Regions from separate parts of the Mus musculus genome. Here region 2 is linked to region 1. Evidence: chromatin loops called from intact Hi-C (ENCODE). Cell type or tissue: left cerebral cortex. All regions are shown on one strand. Links, peaks and the distances in the headings refer to the core of each region. The heading gives the core; the rest is flanking DNA. Region 1 overlaps Erc2 (ELKS/RAB6-interacting/CAST family member 2). Region 2 holds the start of Ccdc66 (coiled-coil domain containing 66).

Evidence for each region. Peaks named below come from ENCODE experiments on the same cell type or tissue, not always from the same donor. Only the 100,000 strongest peaks of a DNase experiment are listed, where the experiment ranks them.
Region 2: a loop joins it to region 1, with 3 times the contacts of the local background. A loop is called at or near these places in 12 of 42 quality-filtered maps.

Annotation. Positions count from the first base shown.
Region 1 is chr14:27,736,545-27,746,268 of GRCm38, forward strand. The region is part of intron 2 of Erc2 (ELKS/RAB6-interacting/CAST family member 2); the gene reads left to right. Among named protein-coding and RNA genes, the nearest start is that of Gm45645, 100 kb to the right of the region's middle. In left cerebral cortex, for the core only: a CTCF peak has its summit at 5,164 (motif pointing left); DNase peaks (open chromatin) are centred at 3,103, 3,746, 5,170 and 7,381; H3K27ac peaks cover 399 bases.
Region 2 is chr14:27,501,086-27,510,809 of GRCm38, forward strand. Ccdc66 (coiled-coil domain containing 66) reads right to left here and starts at 7,375. Exons shown (of 18, transcript NM_177111.3): 1 at 7,337-7,375; 2 at 5,566-5,630; 3 at 4,553-4,578. The coding sequence starts at 7,347. In left cerebral cortex, for the core only: CTCF peaks have their summits at 5,085 (motif pointing left) and 7,202; a DNase peak (open chromatin) is centred at 7,447; H3K4me3 peaks cover 1,796 bases; H3K27ac peaks cover 1,063 bases.

The DNA.
Region 1 (9,724 bases), core at 1,261-9,260:
TCCCGTCCTTAGTAGGCATTGCATAGGAAAGATCTTCCAGGCCTTTCTGTACGGCTTGCATCTGAAGTCTCAAACCACCTGCACCCACACTCTTAGGAAACAGGAGTGAATGAGCAGGGAAGTTTACCTTGTGTTTTGAGAGTCACAGAGAAGTAGAAGCCAACAGGTCACAGTGAAGGCATTTCCTTGCTTAAATAATGCTCTGGAGAATAGGCAGGCGACTCAGGAATTGCTAACAGGATTGGAAATGCCTTTTGGGCACAGTGAGACTAGGTGGCTTGGTGATGTCAGAGTGGGACTTACTAGCTTGGTTTCTTGTTTCTTTGTTACTTGGCTTCTTTGTTACTTGGTTTCTTTGTTACTTGGTTTCTTTGTTACTTGGTTTCTTTGTTACTTGGCTTCTTTGTTTCTGCTTCCAACTTCAGGCCTAGTGCATGCTTCACACACATCCCACCACTGAGCTATATCCCCAGCCCCGCTATTCTTTTAGTTTAGTTTTTTCCTTTCCTCCCTGAAAGGCTGGTAAGCCTATAAACCTTTCGTAAGTGGTCACCCTTATCTGTAGTGACTGCTGGGAACGGGTAGAAAGCAGCTTCTTACCCTGGCAGCTACCCCTTTCCATGCTGAGAGGAAGCTGGACCCTTTGAGGACACTATTACTCTTCAAACCTCCTTTTTTTTTTTTTTTTTTTTTTTTCCTTTCCCAAAATAGAAGGCTTGGCTCCCAGAGGCCAGGGCACAGTGAGCTCCCTTTTAATTGGCAGAAATCTCCTCTAACTCATAGTGATGTGTGGTGTCTGTTTCCAGAGGGCTTTCATTATGAGTTCTTAGGGCTTTATGTCAGACTCTAAATCACCCAGGAACAGGGTTCATAGGGTGGAGAATAGAAGAGAATAGAAAGTAGAATTCTCCCCCAATAGATCTTATCCCTGTAAAATTACCATAACCTACTACATTAAGTATTAATTGCAAATCTGTTTCAACTTTTAAATAACACGCAGTTTTAAGAAGCTCAATCAGATGCAACTGAAAAACAAAGGAAGAACAAGAAATTTCTGGATACCATTTAGGGTGCTAAATTAGTCAGGATTTTTACCATAAGAACAGGGATGTTTTCTGGTCTCATTGGCAATGGAACCTGGGAGAATGGATTCTAAAAAGGGCGTGGACTACAGTCTCATGTCACAGAGGGCTTTCTTCAGCGCATCAGAGAGTTTATACTCTGAAGGTTAGGAAGAGTCACATTAGTAAAGTGTACAATCACAAGGACAAGGTACATGTGGCAAAACCACGGTTTTCCATACAGGCATATAAACAAATAACAACAGCCAGTTGTAATGAATAATCTGAAGTAAGCTAACTCCTATCCACTGTGCCTAGGTACAACAGCACATCCCAAGAACAATTCTTTGTTTTGAAGAAACTGAGGTCACAAGTCTCTTGTCTTATTTTCTTCAAGTTTTCTCACAAGCACTTACAATTCTCTTCACATAACTCTGTTCTTGGATTATATTCTGAGAAAGGAACATTTACCTTTAGTATTTATATGCATCCCCCACTGATGTGTTTATAAAAAGAGAAAGAGAAAAGGGGGAAGTTGTTCTATGGGGGTATAGTCAGGTATGGGGGAAGGGGGAGTCTCAGCGGGCCCATGCCAAGGCATCCCTTCCCCTGAGGAAGATATACAAGGGTATAGTATAGAATAGAGTTTATTCAGGACAAGGGGAGGGGAGTCAAGAGGGTAATAGAGGCATAGAAAGGGAGAGAGAGAGAGAGAGAGAGAGAGAGAGAGAGAGAGAGAGAGAGAGAGAGAGAGAGAATAGAGAAGTAGAGGAGAGGCCGGCCATGAGCACTTGGAGAGAGGAGGGGGAACAGAATGGGAAAGGGAAGGGGGAAGGGGACAGGGAACAAGAAGGGAAGAACAAAAGGGCAGGAGAACAAGAGAGGGAGGAGGGGGCAAGCACCCCTTTTATAGTGGGTCAGGCCTACTTGGCTGTTGCCAGGTAACTGTGGGGAGGAGCACACCTGACTGCTGCCAGGTAACTGAGGTGGAGCTTAGACAGAATGCTAACATTCCCCCATTTTGGTTTAATTTAAAAAGAAAAAAAAAATTAGAAAAAGGTGATGGTGAGGCAGGAATAAGGTCATCGTGATATCTGGCTGCTTCATGCTGGCACTGGGGGTGACGTGTCTCTAAGGAACCTAGAAGAGTGGGTGTGGGGATTGTTCGTCCCGTTTTAGGAGAGTTGGCTGTTTCCTGCTGTCCAGGGTGGACATCTGAGGATAGGTCAGAAGGAACAGGTCCAGTAGAAGTGTGTGTGTGTGTGTGTGTGTGTGTGTGTGTGTGTGTGTGAGAGAGAGAGAGAGAGAGAGAGAGAGAGAGAGAGAGAGAGAGAGAGAGAGAGGAGATTGGAGCATCTGGAAGTTGCTTCTCTGGAGCTGTCCTGGATGTAGTAAGTGCCTGGACATGACAAGATGCTGAAGCACATTATTATAGGTAGAGAATAAGATTAAATACCTTTGGGAGAAAGAAAAACTTTTTTTTTCTTAAGATGTACACTTGAAACCCAGAGGAATCCCACCCTCTGGAATGGGTAGTACGTGGGAACCTTGGGCAGATGTACTTATCTGGGTGGAGCCTATGTGGTCCATGAGAGGTGGCTCTGAGTAGCTGGGTTTCCTATAGCTTAAAAGTTTACAAAAGAGATAACAGCACGAGTTAACACCATGAACAGTCTTTAAGATGAGCCTTTTGTGGAGCAGAAGGAACAAGAATTTGTGATTAAAAGGTTGGATCGTATAGTGGAATGTTTCATTAGAGTTAAAAACTCGAATAATGTTAGGACAGTGGCATAGCAAGAAGAGGAAATATGAAACATTTAATCAATGGAAACTGAGTTTAGGTAAGGAGATAACAGATTGCATCTGTGAAAGATTTTCTTAGCTGTCAAGTTATAGTTATCTTAGCTGTAAATGTAGTCAGAAGTCTGAGAAAGAATAACCAATCATCTATCAGTTATATATTATTTAAAAAATGACAGAGTTCAATAGCCAACAGTTCCCTGTGGGCTCCATGGTTTCCATGGCAACCTGAGGAGAGTCAGTGTGGCTTTCAAGCCCAGAAGACAGCAGGGCTTTTTCTCTGTGGAATGGATGCGTGTGACATGAGAAATGGCTTACCTTGGTTTAGCTAAGCCATTTGACTCAGGGTATCTAGTTTTGTTCACTGTGTTTCTCAGTAATTATCATATCACAATCTAGGCAGTATCTTGTAGCTATGTCCAAGACTTCTGAGACCTCGTGGGGTTAACTGTTAAAGGCTTTGGGAACTCTGTCATAATCTTAATAACTAGCAGACTTCTGACAGGATTGAGGGCTATATCGATTGGTTATAACTGAATAGAATTTAATGGCAGTAGTAAAAGAAACCATCGTCTATCAAGACAGGATAGAAATGAAAATCTTAAGTAACTTTGACAGGTTGTATAAGTAGAAAAAAAGCACTGCTGCATGGCTGGTGGGTCAGGGCATCCTGCACTGTGCCCGGTAGGTTGCGTGGCTCTGTGTCCAGTGGGTCGGAGCAGCGCCATGTTGAGGGCCCCACAGAGGTGGCATCGCATTGCGGACCCCATGGGAGCGGCTGAGGCAGAGGCAGTGCTGGGGCCAGCAGGTCAGGTTGGCTCTGCTGTGTGGTGGTGGACACAGGAGCAGCGAAGGTGTGTTTACTTTGACCGGGTGCAGGGTGGAACTTCCTACTTAGCAGCTAGAAGCTGTGGCCCAGTGCTTCAGGCTGTTGGAGTTCTCATGGGGTGGAGCAGAGGAAGCTCCTGAAGTAGGTGTTCTGTATCCCAGCATGCTATTCTCACTCTGAAGTGAACGGGAGCAGAGCTAGTGAGAAAATGCAAGAGCGGGGAGGGCAGCAGAGTCCCTGGCAAGGGGACTTTTCAGGTGGAAGCAAACTGCAAATAAGGGAGGGGAGGAGGAAGTTTATGCTTCAGGTCACTAGTGAGAAAATGCCAGTTTAGCAGCCATGTAGAGATATTGATTTCAGTTAACTGTGAATTAGACCAAGACATCCCAGTAAATAGGGACAAAGTGGCGAGTACTGACCTATGGCTGAGACACATGGGAGCTGGTTGGAGCCAGTGCTCCTGAGTCACAGAGAGCAGACTATCCAGGCCTGGCCTGGGATTCTTAGCTGTGAGAAAGAAACTGTCTCAAAAGGAGAAAGGAAAGTTTCACCTGAGGGAAAGAGTCCTAGAACGAGGGTCAGGGCAGCACAGGGGTAGCTCCAAGCTCCCCTGGGACCATGCAGATGGTTTCTCTGACCGGTGTTGTGTGTGGGGGAGTGTTGACCAGTTCTGAGCTATCAAGCATGGATCTCCATGTGATCACTGGGGTGGGATGCAAACCTGCAGAGTTTCTAAATCTGAGTCATGGCATTATATAATGTGCTTATAAAAAGATAAACAGAAAAGGGGTCATATGTCCTATGGGGCATAGTCAGGTATGGGGGAAGGGGGAGTCTCAGTGGGCCCATGCCAAGGCATCCCTTTCCCCTGAGGGACCAGCCACACAATGGTATAGTATAGAATAGAGTTTATTCAGGGATTAGGGAGGGGCATCAAGAGGGTAGTAGAGGCAGAGAGAGAGAGAGAGAGAGAGAGAGAGAGAGAGAGAGAGAGAGAGAGAGAGAGAAGTAGAGGAGAAGAGGCTGGGCATGAGCACTTGGAGAGAGGAGGGGGAATGACATGGGAAAGGGAAGGGGGAAGGGGGACAGGGGATAGGGAACAAGAAAGGAAGAACAAGAGGGCAAGAGAACAAGAGAGGGAGGAGGGGGCAAGCAACCCCTTTTATAGTGGGTCAGGGCTACCTGGCTGTTGCCAGGTAACTGTGGGGAGGAACTTAGACAGAGTGCTAACACCCACCCTTCTACCCCTCGACCTACTGAAATCTGTACAGATTTGACATAGGTTTATCTTAAGAGGTCTGTCTACTTTTGAAGTTTCTTGCAGGTGGCAAAAGTTTTAAGTTTGCACACACATACTATTTTATCTGGAAATCCGTTCATAATAAGCTATAAAGGAACCCATAGAAAATGTTTTATGCTTTATGAGTAAGAGCACAAAACCAAAGCTAACCAGCAAGTTTTGTCCTGTAGGTGTGAGTTTGGTGCCACCTTGTGGCCAACTGTCAGATGAGACACAACATTAAAGGAAACCGCACCCCAAGACAACTAATACTACTAAAATTATGCCCTGCAAATTAAACTAGAAGGATGGGAAGGGGGGTGGGGGTAAAGGAGGAGGAGGAAGAGTAGGAGCAGGGGGATGAGGAGGATGGGGAGGAGGAAGAGGAGGAGGAGGAAGAAGATGTCACTGTGGAAAACTGTGGGTGCTTGTGTCCACAATAAGCACCCATTTGCTTCCCAAAATTACAGAGCTAAACCTATCTAGTGTGAAAATGACTGAGGTTTTCTCTCCACAACATATGATCACACCATTATCTTCATTTGAGCGAAGCCTGTCAATATATATCTCTTGCATAATTATGTGTGTGTGTCCATGTGTGTAGTTGTGCATGCTCTGGCAGAGTGTGGAGGTCAGAGCACATTGCTGTGTATGCAGTTCTGTTCTCTGCTGTAGGCTGTGGAGTTGACCTTAGATCCACATTAGGCTTGTGGAGCAAGTGTCTTTGCCCTCCGAACTATCATACCAGCACCTGGATCTATCTTTTTAATGTTAATACGTAAGCTGTCTTTATGAGCATGGTAGACATATGAAAGTATGTCTACCATGTCTCCCCTTCTTCTGCAATATCTTTTAAGCCTTAGGCAGGGGTTATGTAATGGATGCATCAGTAGGAGTTGGGCATTACACAGTCAGCCATTCTCTACATTTGTACCGGTTTCTGATTTCTGTGATGGTCTCTGCTGCAAAAGGAAGCTGCTTTGTTGAAGGGTGAGAGTTACACTTCTCTCTCTCCATCTCTATATGTGTGCTGTGTTTGTGTGTGTGTGTGTGTGTGTGTGTGTGTGTACTTACATGTACCATATGCTTGTGGGGTCTGAGAACAACTCCAGGGAGATGGTGAGCTTTTTGTGTGAGTGTGCTGGGGCTAGAACACAGGGCCATGCAAGCACCAGGCAAGTGTTCTGCTGTTGAGCTACACCTCAGCCCTAAGCTATGACTTTTGACTTATTTTTGCACACTTTTATAACAGCCTCCAAGACATAGAGAATGAGCTTTTAGTTGTTTAAGTTTATTTATTATTGTTGCTTGTGTGAGTGTGTGTCGGCACACACATGTGGAGGCCAAAAGACAGCTTTTGGGAGTTGGTTTTCTTCTTCCACTTGGGTTTTCAGAAATCATACTCTGATGTCTGTCAGGCTTTCAGGACATGGATTTTTTTTTCTTGCTGAGCCTCTGAGCCTGGCTTAACTGTGCTTATTTTGCCCTAGGAAAGGATAGGTTAGAGGCTAGCTTAGGCCCAAACCCTGTGGTATTGTAGAAGATTCAGAACCTAGCTTTTGTAGGAGGACAGGTGTAAGACATGAACTTTGCTAAGCTGACGGGAGTTTTAGAGACTTGGTGTGCTGAAAGAGGGTGGAGACCAGAGATGGGGATGGAGAGAGAAAAAGAGAGTTGCAATGCAGCCAGCCAGTGCAGCAGACAAAGGAAAATCTCTATAAGTTTCCAAAAGATAAATTGGACCCTGAAAAGTCATCTCTCTGATTAAACTTTTCTAAAGGAGGTTCCTTCTACACACACACATCAAAGCCCAAATGCATTTAAGTGACTTTCTGATTCTCCAGGACCTGGTTCTGTGCCTTCTCTGATCAGACATACATTAATTACTCCAGCAACACCAAGTTGCTCTGGGCACAACCTCCCAATTTCTTTTGTAACTTTCCACTATAGTTCAAGCTATTCCTGTTACCTTGTCTATCCTCTTTCTCAGAGTCCTGTGCTTTTTAAAGGGCTCAGCTTAGGAGATGACCCGCAATATGCTTCTTGGTGCTTCCTTCCTATCCTCTAGTCTTGAGGGTGTGCACACTGCACACACCCATGATGCCTCATGATGATATGGATGCCTTAGACTTCCTTATTAAACAACACTATCCGGAAGAAGGAGTCCTGCATGCTAGTTTTCCTTTTGTTACTAGAATTCTGTGAATGATTTCATATATATCTGATCCTACCATAGCTGAGAAGGCCTGAATTGAGGCCAGTTTAGAAGATGGGGTTGGGGGGAAGGATCAGTGAGAGAAACAAGGCTTCTAAGCCTCCCTATGACATAACTGGTGTCTGTTCTCTGGGCACAAGGCACTATCCTCAGCCTTCCCCCATCAGCCTTATTTTGTCTCTGTGCACACTCACACCCCTTCCACGTGGTGAAACTCCCCGTTCCTTGTACAGCATCACAGTCAGAGGCAGAAAGGGCTTCTCTTCAGTCTCACAGAATGGTTTATAAAGGGAATGGTCTTGACTGTGTGGCTCTTGAACAGTTGCTGTCCTGGCACTTTGTGCATATTGCCTGGACTCATTTCCTTTCATTTTTTTTTTTTTTTGAGACAGGGTTTCTCTGTGTAGTCCTAGCTGTCCTGGAACTCACTCTGTGAACCAGTCTGGCCTCAAAATCACAGAGATCCCCCTGCCTCTGCCTCCTGAGTGCTGGGGTTGAAGGCATGCCACCTCTTCTTCTGTATATTCAAAGGTTAGAAAATTTTCTCCAGTCACACATGGAGCTGATACTATGAGCAGAGGTTCCTTTTTTGTGGGATGCTCTCCCCCCCCCATGCAGTTCTATATCTTATTAACATTTCTTTCTCTTCAGAGCCCAGAGTCAGTGTGTTCACTTAAACTGCTTACAAACCATGATAGATATTTTTGATACTCACTTATGCTACTTGTGGACCATTTCACTCCCCTCATTTTCAGTATGCTTCTGGAGGGAGGAGCTCTCTCACACTGAAAACAGAGTGTTTTTGCACCAACTGGAAGGATGTCTCATAGTGGAGGATAATACTGTTCCCTTTTCCTGGATATCTTCATCACGAGAGCCCTAACCTAAAAGGACTCACTTCTAACTACTCTTTAAATGACTGTTTGGTTTAGTGACAATTTGTTTTTTTAATAATGTATTTTTGCTTCTAAGTCTACTTTCTGTCAAGCTTTGCCTTATAGTTTACAAGGCTCAATCAACTCCAAGTCCTCTGCCCATAATACCAGCTCCATGCATGACTGGTGTGACTTTTCTAACCTGTGATTATGCAGAAGAAGAGGTGGCTTAAGAAGACTGCTCTGGACTGAGTCTGAATAACCGGATTAAAAATTTGTTCCCATCACTGTTTAGACCCCACTCCCCAGTGCATTACTTTCTTATTGTTGAAGTGGGACGGCATCTTCTTTCCTGTGATATTAGCCAGATTTCTGTAACCATGGCAAAATATCCTAGGCAGTTAACTTGACAGGAAGAAAGGTTTGTTTTGGCCACTCTTAGTGATCTTAGTCCATCTCCCTCCATGCCTGTGGTGAGACAGAAGAACATGGCGAGGACTGTGGTGGAAGCAGCTGCTCACTTCATGGTAGACAAGATGAGAAGGGAGGGGCTGGGTCCCCTAATCCCCTACAAATGTAATCTCCCAATGACCTAACTTCATTTCCTTAGATCTGTCCTTGTAACTGTTCCATTGTCTCCATGTTGATAAATGGACTTTAGGGGGAGGTTCAAGCTCCAAACTGTAGCACCAGCCTGACCCAGACATTGCTACAAAGAGATGACGTATATTCTAGAGTGCTTGGAAAACCAGAGGATGATAGTTAGAATCTGATCAAATCGTGTCTAAAGTTCTTTCTTAATAGTCCTGTAATTAGGCCTCTGTCTGTCTGGAAGACTGTATGTGTGAGGGACGAGAACTTCATATTCTCAGTCTCTCTTCCCCGGCACTGAGTTGGAGATTTTCCTTCTCTAGGCAGTAGCCTCTGGTGGAGTAGTTTCCTTTGTGTGCAGGCAAGAATAGAGCACCCTAGACTCACTTTTATGTGGTCAATCTCTTTTAATCCACTGCAGGAAGAACTGGGGGTTTTCTCTGGTGTTTACAGGGAGAACCTGCTAGGGATCCTGGAGTTAAGATTCACAACGTGTGGGGATTCCAAAGATGGGGTCCGTCTGGATGTTTTAAATGCTGTTTCTTTAAAAATCAAGAAATGTGGCCTGTAGCAGATCCTCTGCCACAGGGCTCCATACCCAAATAGAGCCGGGAGGGAGCAAGCCTGTGGACAGGAGTGTGGACAGGCCTGTGAGTTCAGGTAGGACTGATGCTCAGAGGAACCTGCCCAGAACCCTCAGGACACAGGAACCAAGGGGCTGCCTGGGACTTGAGTATTCCAGTCTTTGTCTGCACCCAGAGCTGATCCTGTGCCACAGAGCTACATACACAAATATCCACAGGAGAGCTGGTCTCCCAGGAGTACCTATACACCTGTGAGCACAGGTAAGACCACCACTTCTCTTCAAATTCCTGGCCCAAGAGAGACCCTCACAGAGTCATCAATACACAGAACCAAAGATCAGCTGGGGACAGGATCCTTCTGATCTCTGTCTGCACCCCAGAGTTGTCCCTATACCACATCTCTCCATACCCAATTCCTCCTGGAAAGAACTGGTCTCCTAGGAGTACACATAGGCTTGCAGGAGGGACAAGCCAAAGTCAGAGACAGCAA
Region 2 (9,724 bases), core at 489-8,488, 240 kb before region 1:
CTTTTAGGTTTTTGGTCCTTATCCCTCCATGACTTAGCTACTTGGTCTCCCTCTCTCCAGTCCCAGTCTTGTATTAATGGCTGCTGTGTTCTTCTACTCTCCGTGGCCACTCACCTCCTCACAGTCTCCTCCTATATTGTTCTCCACATGACCTCCCTCATTCCCCCAGGGGTCCTATGCTGACCCTGTCAAGCTCTCTACAGTTCCAGATAATGACGACCTGCTTTCCAGCTCATTCTCCCCACCTCCAGCTCCAAGTCCTGCTTACCTGAGTGGGCTCTACCACCAGCCCATCCTTAAACCTCTCGCCTGCTCTCATTTCTCTTAAAAATCTTCAGTGTCACCACCAACTAGACATTTCATTTGTTATTTTTCATTCTGCAGTCTATCACACATACGAAGCAAATCCTAACTCTTAGAAAAGTCTAGTTCTCTATAGCATGTATGGTGGGTTGAATATGCGTGGCCCAGAGAATGGCACTATTAGGAAGTATGGCCTTGCTGGAGTAGGTGTGGCCTTGTTGGAGGAAGTATGGCACAGTGGGAGTAGCCTTTGAGAACCTAGTCTTAGCTGCCTTTGGAACAAGAGATGGAGCTCTTAGCTCCTCCAGCCCCACATTTGCCTGGATGCTGCCATGTTCCCGCCTTGATGACAATGGACTAAACCTGTAAGCCAGCTCCAATTAAATGTTGTCCTTGTAACAATTGCCTTGGTTATGGTGTCTGTTCAAAGAAATAAAACCCTAACTAAGAGAGCGTGTAAGTACCAATGACGAAACTATGGAAACTAATTTCATTTATACCCATACCAAGAATATCAAATAGGTTACCTGGAAGTCCTGCATTTAGCAAATTTATATGCTCTCTATTCTTCTCATTTTCAAAAGACCTAATATTTCTCTTATTCTATTCTCAGTTGAAGATTTAGCAATTTCACTGAAAATCTTATACCGAAATATTTAGAGCACCGACTGCACTTCCGAAGGTCGTGAGTTCAAATCCCAGCAACCACATGATGGCTCACAACCATCCGTAATGAGGTCTGATACCCTCTTCTGGGATGTCTGAGGACAGCTACAGAACTTACGTGTAAGATTCTATCACCGGGGCTGGGGAGATATGATAGTGGCCAAGGCATGTCATGCTCTTAGAGAAAACCAAAGACCCGAGTCAGGTTCCTAGCATCCAGGTCAGGCAGCTCACAACTTTTTGCAACTGCAGCTCCTATGCTTCTGGCCTCTGAAGGCTCACATACACAGACCCCACCCAGAAACACATGTACACATCCAACTAAAAAGGATCTTAAAAAGAAACGTATCATCAAATCTCTACTAACTCCTGTGCTCAACATTCTTGTCCTTTCTACTCACATAAAATCCATAAGTCTCCTCAGTGTTCATTTTATCTTACGTCTATAGGTGTTGTGCTTGCATGTATGTCTGTACTACATCTATGTAGTACTTGAAGCCTGAGGAGTGCATGGGATCCCCTGAGACTCCAGTTACAGATGGTTGTGAGCCACCATGTGTGTGCTGGGAATTGAACCCAGGTCCTCTGGAAGAGCAGCCAGTGCTCCTAACTACTAAGACAACTCTCCAGCGCCATAAATCTTATTTGAGGAGGCAGGGGAGATCAACCAATCCATCTCTCCTACTTCCTGGCAATTTTCTCTCTCTCATCAAAACACTTTCTCTTCATTTGGATCAAAAGTAACTTAACGCAAGCATGCTATTATTTCACTATCTAAAAAATGTTTAACCTCAAGCTCGGTCTGGTGATGTATGCCTGGAGTTGTAGCTGTTCTGGAATATGAGGCAGGACATTGCAGATTGTGGTACCAGCTCTTACGTGAACCGCTACCCGACTTCCACCCTTGCTTCTCTCCAGCAATTCACACCCTGGAGGGCAGAGCGCGCTGTTATCCTCGGACGCTTCCCATGCCGCCCTCTGTGCTCGGAGGCACAGCTGAATTTCTCACATAATCTGCTCTTGCCTCTTTGCCTCCATTGTCTATTTATATCTAACCTTATTTTCTTTCTACTAGTTCTTTACTGGCTGGGGGCAGGGGACAATTTGTAGGCATTGTTTCTCTCCTACCACTGTATGGGCTCTGGGGATCAGACTTGGAGGCAAGCACTTTTACCAGCTGAACCATCTTGCCAGCCCCTGCCTGTCCTCATTTTCTATCTTAGTTTCTGACCACATGAGCTCCTTAGATGCTCCACGACCTCACCAAGACTGAAGCACCAACTCGTGGCTCTCGCTAGAACATGGCTACTTCACATTCCACACAGCTCTTTCCCTCACTGCTTGCCCCCTCAACCCCCCATCACTCAGAGAGCCTCTACTAAGCTTCTAACTCCTGTCCCACCATCACTCAGAGCACTTCCTCTAAGCTCCTAACTCCTACCCCACCATCACCCAGAGCACTTCCTCTAAGCTCCTACCCCCACTCCACCCCCCCATCACCCAGAGCACCTCCCCTAAGCTCCTGCTCTCCCTCTCTGGCACTACTTATCCCTCCCCACTGCTGCCAGGCTCCCTCCCTCTGTGACCCTGCCTTCCTCCTTTGTTATTTATTTATTTCTTTATTTATTGCCTTAGTTTATTGCATTCCACATCCCAGTGTAAACTCCACAGAACAGAGTTTTGTTTTGTTTGTCACCTCTCTGTCCTCTGGACCTACAACATGAGTATAGCAGGGTCAGTGTTTAAATTGAACATCCTTAACTACACCTCCTATGCCACTGAATTCTTTATTCTTGCTTCAAAATTAGCCTCCTTCTCAAAAATACTCCCAGTAACCATGGGATCATATCTGACCCTCTTCCGTCAGGGTCTCCCTTAGCTAACTAGCATATATTGAATGCTTTTTGTTTGGAAATTTCTTTGCTACTTATATGTCGACAGGCCTACGTTCAGGTCTTCACTAGCATATTACAACCTTCTCTCCTCTCTCCTCCCCGTCATCCCAAGCACTCCCTTTCTTTCTATGTGCTTAGCTTTATGACAGGTGTCAGGAATACAAGAACATGGTTAAGAAAAGAGCCCTGCTGTCAGGGAGGATTAGGTGTCCCGAGTGCGAGCGCTTCCATCTGTCTGTCTGTCTCTCCTTTTCTTCTGATAAGCTGCAGGCGGACAGCCATGCTGACCGTTTGCTCCAGCTCCTTTCCTGCCACTTTCCAAAGCATGCCCCCAGCTACCCGTTGTGCTTTCTTCCAAAGAAAAATTAGATTATAGCTACTTCCCTTATCACAAATCCTATACTGAGCTGAGCTTGGTAGTGCATACCTGTAATCCCAGCCCTGGAGGCTGAGGAGGGAGGACAACAGAGTCCTATGCTAGCCTGAGCTATACAGTGAAATCCACTTTTTTATTTATTTTTTATAAAGTCTTTAATGGATTCCCTGATAATGTGTCACAGCATTTGCAAGGTCCTTGAGCATCAATTCGAACTCTCTACCTAAGCTTTATGTCCTAAACGTCCCCAAATACACCATTTCAACAGTCAACTTATTTCTCATCACTTGGCATCTTGTAATATTTCCTGCAAGCCTGGACTATACTTTCCAACTTCTTTACCTAATAACTACCTTTCTCATCTCTAAGCTCCTAATTACAGAGCCACCTCACTCACGAGCCCTCTCTTGGTCTCCAACACTGACTGGACTTGCTCTCCAGTGTCCTCTTTTCTGGCACCTCTAACGCCCATCTAACTCCTCAGGACAGACAGACAGTAAGACAGACAGACCTAAGCCTCGCTTCTCTAGAAGACACGGGTGGCTCTTTCTAACTGTCCCCTCTCCTGAAGGTGACAAATAAAGCCATTGAGGCTCTAGGCCATGGCGGAGCTTTCTCAACTGCTGGGAAAACCTACCAGCTGGAGTCTTGCCACATTCCAGTTGTACCAGAAATAATATGCAGAAAAGTCTTCTAAAAAACCAAAAATTCTGTCATCGTGCCATGTTAAGGTACATTTAGTCCAATTGTACACACTACCAAAGAGGAATAATGAAAGCAGGCTGAGAGACAGAGAGAGAGAGACAGAGAGAGACACAGAGAGAGAGAATGTGTGTGTATGTGTGTGTGTGTCAGACTTCCCTATAAAGATTCAGTTATGTTCAGGTTACTGAGCAAGAAAAGCAACCAAGGTCCAAATTACTCCCAAGAGCTTACTGAACAAGATTATGTCATAAAACACCTTTTTAATAGTATGTTGCCTTTTCTTAACCAAGCTCATCAATACTTCTTACACTATAAAGACAAAGTTCAGGTTAGGGAGCCAGCCCAGTAGTTAAAAGTGCTTGCCATGAAACTGTGAGGACCAATGTATGGATGCTCGGAGCACACATAAATGCTGGGTACATATAAAGGTTCGTCTGCAATTCTAGCAAGTAAAAAGCAGACACAGGCAATCCTCCAGCGAAAGCAGCCTAGCTTGCCTATCTATCTGCACGGAGTCCAACGGAGAGGCTGTGACTCAATAAGTAAAACCAATGGAAAGATGCATTTTTCACGTGAAAACAGGTAGGGTCAAAATCACTTGGCTTACCTTCACAGAAACTTTTGATTTATGCTCTACAAAAGAAAATAAAATTACTAAACTATAAAACCCAAAACATATTAAGGCAGTGATAAAAGAAAATGCTAAGAACGAATTAAGATGTTAGGATAAAATTACTATCCCAAAAGCATTAACCGCAAGTCCCACCTGAGTATTCCCACTTTTTCAATGTGGTGGTTCAAATATTCACTCCCATTTCACTTTTATTTCAATAGTCTTTCCAAGGAAAGACAATAAACAAATGGTGGTGGTGATCAGGCAAGTAATTGACGGAGAAGACTAAAAAACTGTACTGAATCTAAAAACTAATGATTTTAAAAAAGACTTTAGCAACTGTAGTTGTACTATATAAATTTAACTTTCTCACACAACATAATTATCTGAACTCAGGGCTGACGAGATGGCTCAGTGGGTAAGAGCACTGACTGATCTTAAGAAGGTCCTGAGTTCAAATCCCAGCAACCACATGGTGGCTCACAACCACCCGTAATGATATCTGCCGCCCTCTTCTGGTGCGTCTGAAGACAGCTACAGTGTACTTATGTATAATAATAAAACTTTGGGCTGGAGCAAGCAGGGACTGAGCGAGTGGAACTGACCAACCAGAGTGAGCGGGGCTGACTGGAGCGAGCAGAGGTCCTAAAATTCAATTCCCAATAACCACATGAAGGCTCATAACCATCTGTACAGCTACAGTATACTCACATGCATAAAATAAATAAATAAATCTTTAAGAATTATCTGAACTCTACCTGTATTACTTATTAGGCAACAAGGTATGGTAACACCAAAAACATTACACATGAAATATATTTTATGAACCAACATAGACAATAGTGATCACTGTCACAATCTGACTTTACTTGGATAAATATCAATTTGTAGACATTAAAAAGAGGCTTTTTCCAAGTGTCATTTAACTATACAAGCAAAACAAACATCTATTAAACTACCACATAGTCTACATACAAACATTTTCGACGTCCAAAAACACAGCATACCATATGGGGACAGTATTAACTTGGTTTTTCCATCCAGTAATTCAGTTTCAAGCTTTAAACCATCTCTGCAATATAAAAGAAAATTGTTTTGACAAGTTTAATTTAACAACTTTCACTAAATAGCAGCCAGGGATATTTATATGAACCTTGAAAGTAAACCTATACCTTTGAATGTATACAGGAATCACATGACCATCAAAGCAGGGGTTTTGGTTGGTTGTTTCTTTTAATTCACATAGCCCAAGCTGCCCTCAAACTCACTATGTATGTAGACCAGGCTGGTTGACCAGGCTGGCTTTGAATTCCTGATTCACCTGCCTGAACCTCCCTCAAAGTAGTCTTTAAATTTTAAAATATTGTTTTCAAGGCTGGAGAGACAGCTCAGCAGTGAGGAGCACTGTCTATTCTTGGCAAGCAGAACCAACATTGCAGTTAACAAGTGTCTGTAAAGGCCCCTCGGGTCACCAAGGGCACCAGCACAAGTGGCCCACAGACTTACATGCAGGCACGATACCCATTCACATAAAATTAAAATAAGTATTTAAAAAGTATGTGTATATATGTGTTCATACATACACATTTTTTTTAACCTAAGAGGGAAAAAAATACAAAAGACTTTCTTACAACTTTTCAGTGAGGCCAGCATGTGTCATGTTTAACCTGAAACCTGGTTTTTGTTACTGGTAAGAAATAAAGCAACCCAGTTATTGCAGCATCCTTTAACCTGCAGCTCTATACCAAAAGTCCCATGCTGCTACCAGAACTCCTTAGCCAGGTACAAGACATAGATAAGCTATTTATGCGTTTTTTGTTTTGTTTTGTTTTTAACAATTTCATGACTGACAGATTCCAAGGAGGAATAGACGCGACTGAAAGATGGCTAAAATGGTCACCAATGTGACGGCTGCTTAAATACAGAATTCCACACAACTTGGACTATTTCATATACTACACGATTGCTTTAGTGACTCTATTACTATCTTAATAAATAAACAATAAACTTTGGCTAATATGACACTTTACATGTCAAAAGCGCCACCATAAAGAAACGGTAAACACTACCAGCAAAACTTACGTTGTCTATTAAAGTCAACAAAATTCTGATGGGATTCTACACACAGTATTACACAGTCTTACGGGGGTGGGGTGGGAACGGGGTGGGCGTTATGTGTCTATGAACAGTAATGACGACAACGTCAAAGAGAAAATACCAAACCAAGAAATTAAGGGCGAGCAGGTTGACTAGCAACTTTAAACTCAGAGTTGCTTTGGTAGCGAGAATCAAAGTGCCTGCGTTTGTAAAAGGAAACAATCTGGGAGATATAGGTTGTCAGAGGCCACCCCGTTGCAGGACTACAAACAGCTCATGGGTACGTTAGAAGGCAACCTCTTGAATGAATCTGAAGTTGCTAAGTCTCTATACTACCGCCCCGCAAGCTTACGGGGCAGGCTGCCTCATTGATTTCTAAACTCCCAGAAGAGAACCTAACATTCAGCTTCTGGATGCGCGGTTACGTCTAGGTCTGGTGGCTGGTTTTCCTAAAACGATGAACTTCTGAAGATGAAGACCGCACCCCAGACTCGGTCCAGCCCCAGCTGAGGATGCTCCAGCTCAGTACGGGGCAGCCGTAGCTCCCCGAGCATCTCGCCCTCTGGGGCGCCATCTCCCCTCCGGGGCGCTCCAACACCACGGTCCGCGCTGGACCCGGAACCCCGCCCGCCGCCACGCGCCGGCTGAAAGTTACAGCCCAGCGAGTCCCCGCCGGCTTACCCCAGGTTCATGGCCCCGCCGCCCACCCGCAGCTCGCTCAGGTCACTTGTGTACCCAGCTTGCTGCCGCTGCTCAACAAACGCTATGCTGATTGGTTGCCGGGGGCCAGCCGAGCCAATCACAGTGGGACATGCTGGCGGGTCCGTTCGTTGATGCCGGCCTCCCCGGACTCTAGATCCCTCTCCGGGGGCGTCTGCGGTTTCTTCGTGATCACCGCCAACCTTGGGGAGCCGCCTTGGCTCTAATGGAGGTTTCCAAATAGGCAGAAACAACAGATGTAACCATTCTCTTTTATATTTGGAGGAGAGGTTTATTTAGTTGAAGGACTTGTGACGCCTAGGACACAGAGTATATGTCTCTGTCTCTTCGTGCTTCCCACACCTTACAGGCTGAAGTTCTTTAAATACTGCAGCAACAGTCACAGTGTGGACCAAACTCGTATATCCGTCGTTAGCAGTGCTATCTCTGAGGCACGAAGAGGCAAAAGGACTTGCCTGGGTCACTGACCACTTAACAATTATACTACAGATCTTATATCTAATGTGAATATGTGTATAACCCCAGCTGACGCTTTTAGACTCAGCCCAAAATTCCACTTGTTGCTCTTCCAGAGAATCCCAGTACTCACGTCAGGGGGCTAAGCCTCCTGCAGCTATATCAATCCTGGTGTCAGACTGGAGTCGGGGAGGGCGCACCCTCGGCAGCCTGTTTCAGAGTGAGTTCCAAGACACCACCATCCCTACCCCCATCCCCACCCCCACTAATCCCCACATAAAAATAAACAAATGTCACTTCCATAAAGAAGCTGCTGAGGGTAAAGTGTAAGAAGGCAATGTCAGCCGGGCGTGGTGGCGCACACCTCTAATCCCAGCACTCAGGAAGCAGAGGCAGGCAGATTTCTGAGTTCGAGGCCAGCCTGGTCTAAAAGTGAGTTCCAGGACAGCCAGAGCTATACAGAGAAACCCTGTCTCAAAAGAACCAAATAAATAAATTATTATTATTATTAGTAATAATAATAATAATAAAAGAAGGCAATGTCTACCTCCCTCCTCCTAGGATCCCAATAGTAGAGACATTATTAGGGTCACTTCCGGAGCATGCAGGAGGGTTTTCAGGAGTTTGGGCAATCCGAAAGTAAATGTAAAGTCTGCACTTAGCAAGGCTGGCGACAAGCTCAAGCTCACGGCTGGATGTGATAGCTGGGCATCTGCTCCCCTTGAGTTCCCAGAGCCCACGTGTCATTACAGCAGTATTGGATTTGGTTGGCTGAGAGGGATGCTCAGGAGGGAGTCCCACGAACCTCCCTATCCAGTCCTGCTATCAGGGAGTGCTATCTTATGCAGACAGGCCCATTTAAGCATCCTGAAGATGGTGGTAGCTGGGCTTGGAGGATAGTCTAGTCCTATGCAACAGAAATCCTCAAAGACTGGGCAATTCCCCATCATGCCACACACACCGTTGGAATCCTGTACCAAAGTGAGTGTCAGAGAAACAGTTGATGTCTGGTACACTTCTGTAACCACAGCTGCTGCCACTTAGGAGACAGAGGCTGGGGGTCCTCCATAGTGTGAGGCCAGCCTAGGCTATACAGGTGTGGTGGCTATTCCTAGTTGTCAACTTCTGGAATGAACTACAGTTCAGAAATGGAGGGCACACCTGTGATCCAGATCATGAGGCTAGAAGACACGGGTTTCTGACTCAGATCTTGACTTGGGATGACACATACTTTTGATCCAGATCTTGAGGCATAGCGGCCATGAAAAGCTTAGGCCCAGTTAAGGTAGTATATGCCTTTAATCCCAGAAGAATGAGGCAAGCATATCATTGAGTTCAAGGTCAGCCTGGGACAGAGCAAGTTCCAGATCCAGTTGTGGTGGCACACACCTTTAATTTGGGCCACACTTTCTGCTGGAGGCCTACATAAGGGCATTGGAAGAAGGAAGGCTTAGTTCTTTGCCTGCTTGCACATCTGTTGGAAACTACTTCTTCAGGATCCCAGCTTATACAGACCAGCTGAAACAACTAGCCTCGTGGGACTGAGCAACTACTAGATTCTTGGACTTCCTATTTACAGCTGCCTATTGTTGGGTTAGTTGGACTGCAGACTATAACTCATTACAATAAATTCTCTTCATATATAGAGACATTCCAAAAGTTCTACAGACGCTAGAGAACCCTGACTAATATTATTCTTTAGAAAGCCAAACAGGTTTGGAAAGCAGGCTTGGAAACACATACCTGCACTTAGGAGTCTAAGACAGAAGACCAAAGAGTTCAAGGCTAGCTTCTCCTACATGTGACCCTGTTTCAAAATGGTTTAGAAAAGATAAAAACAACAAAGGGGGGGGGGGAGGAAGAATACACTTGTACATTTGACCATGCTGTTAA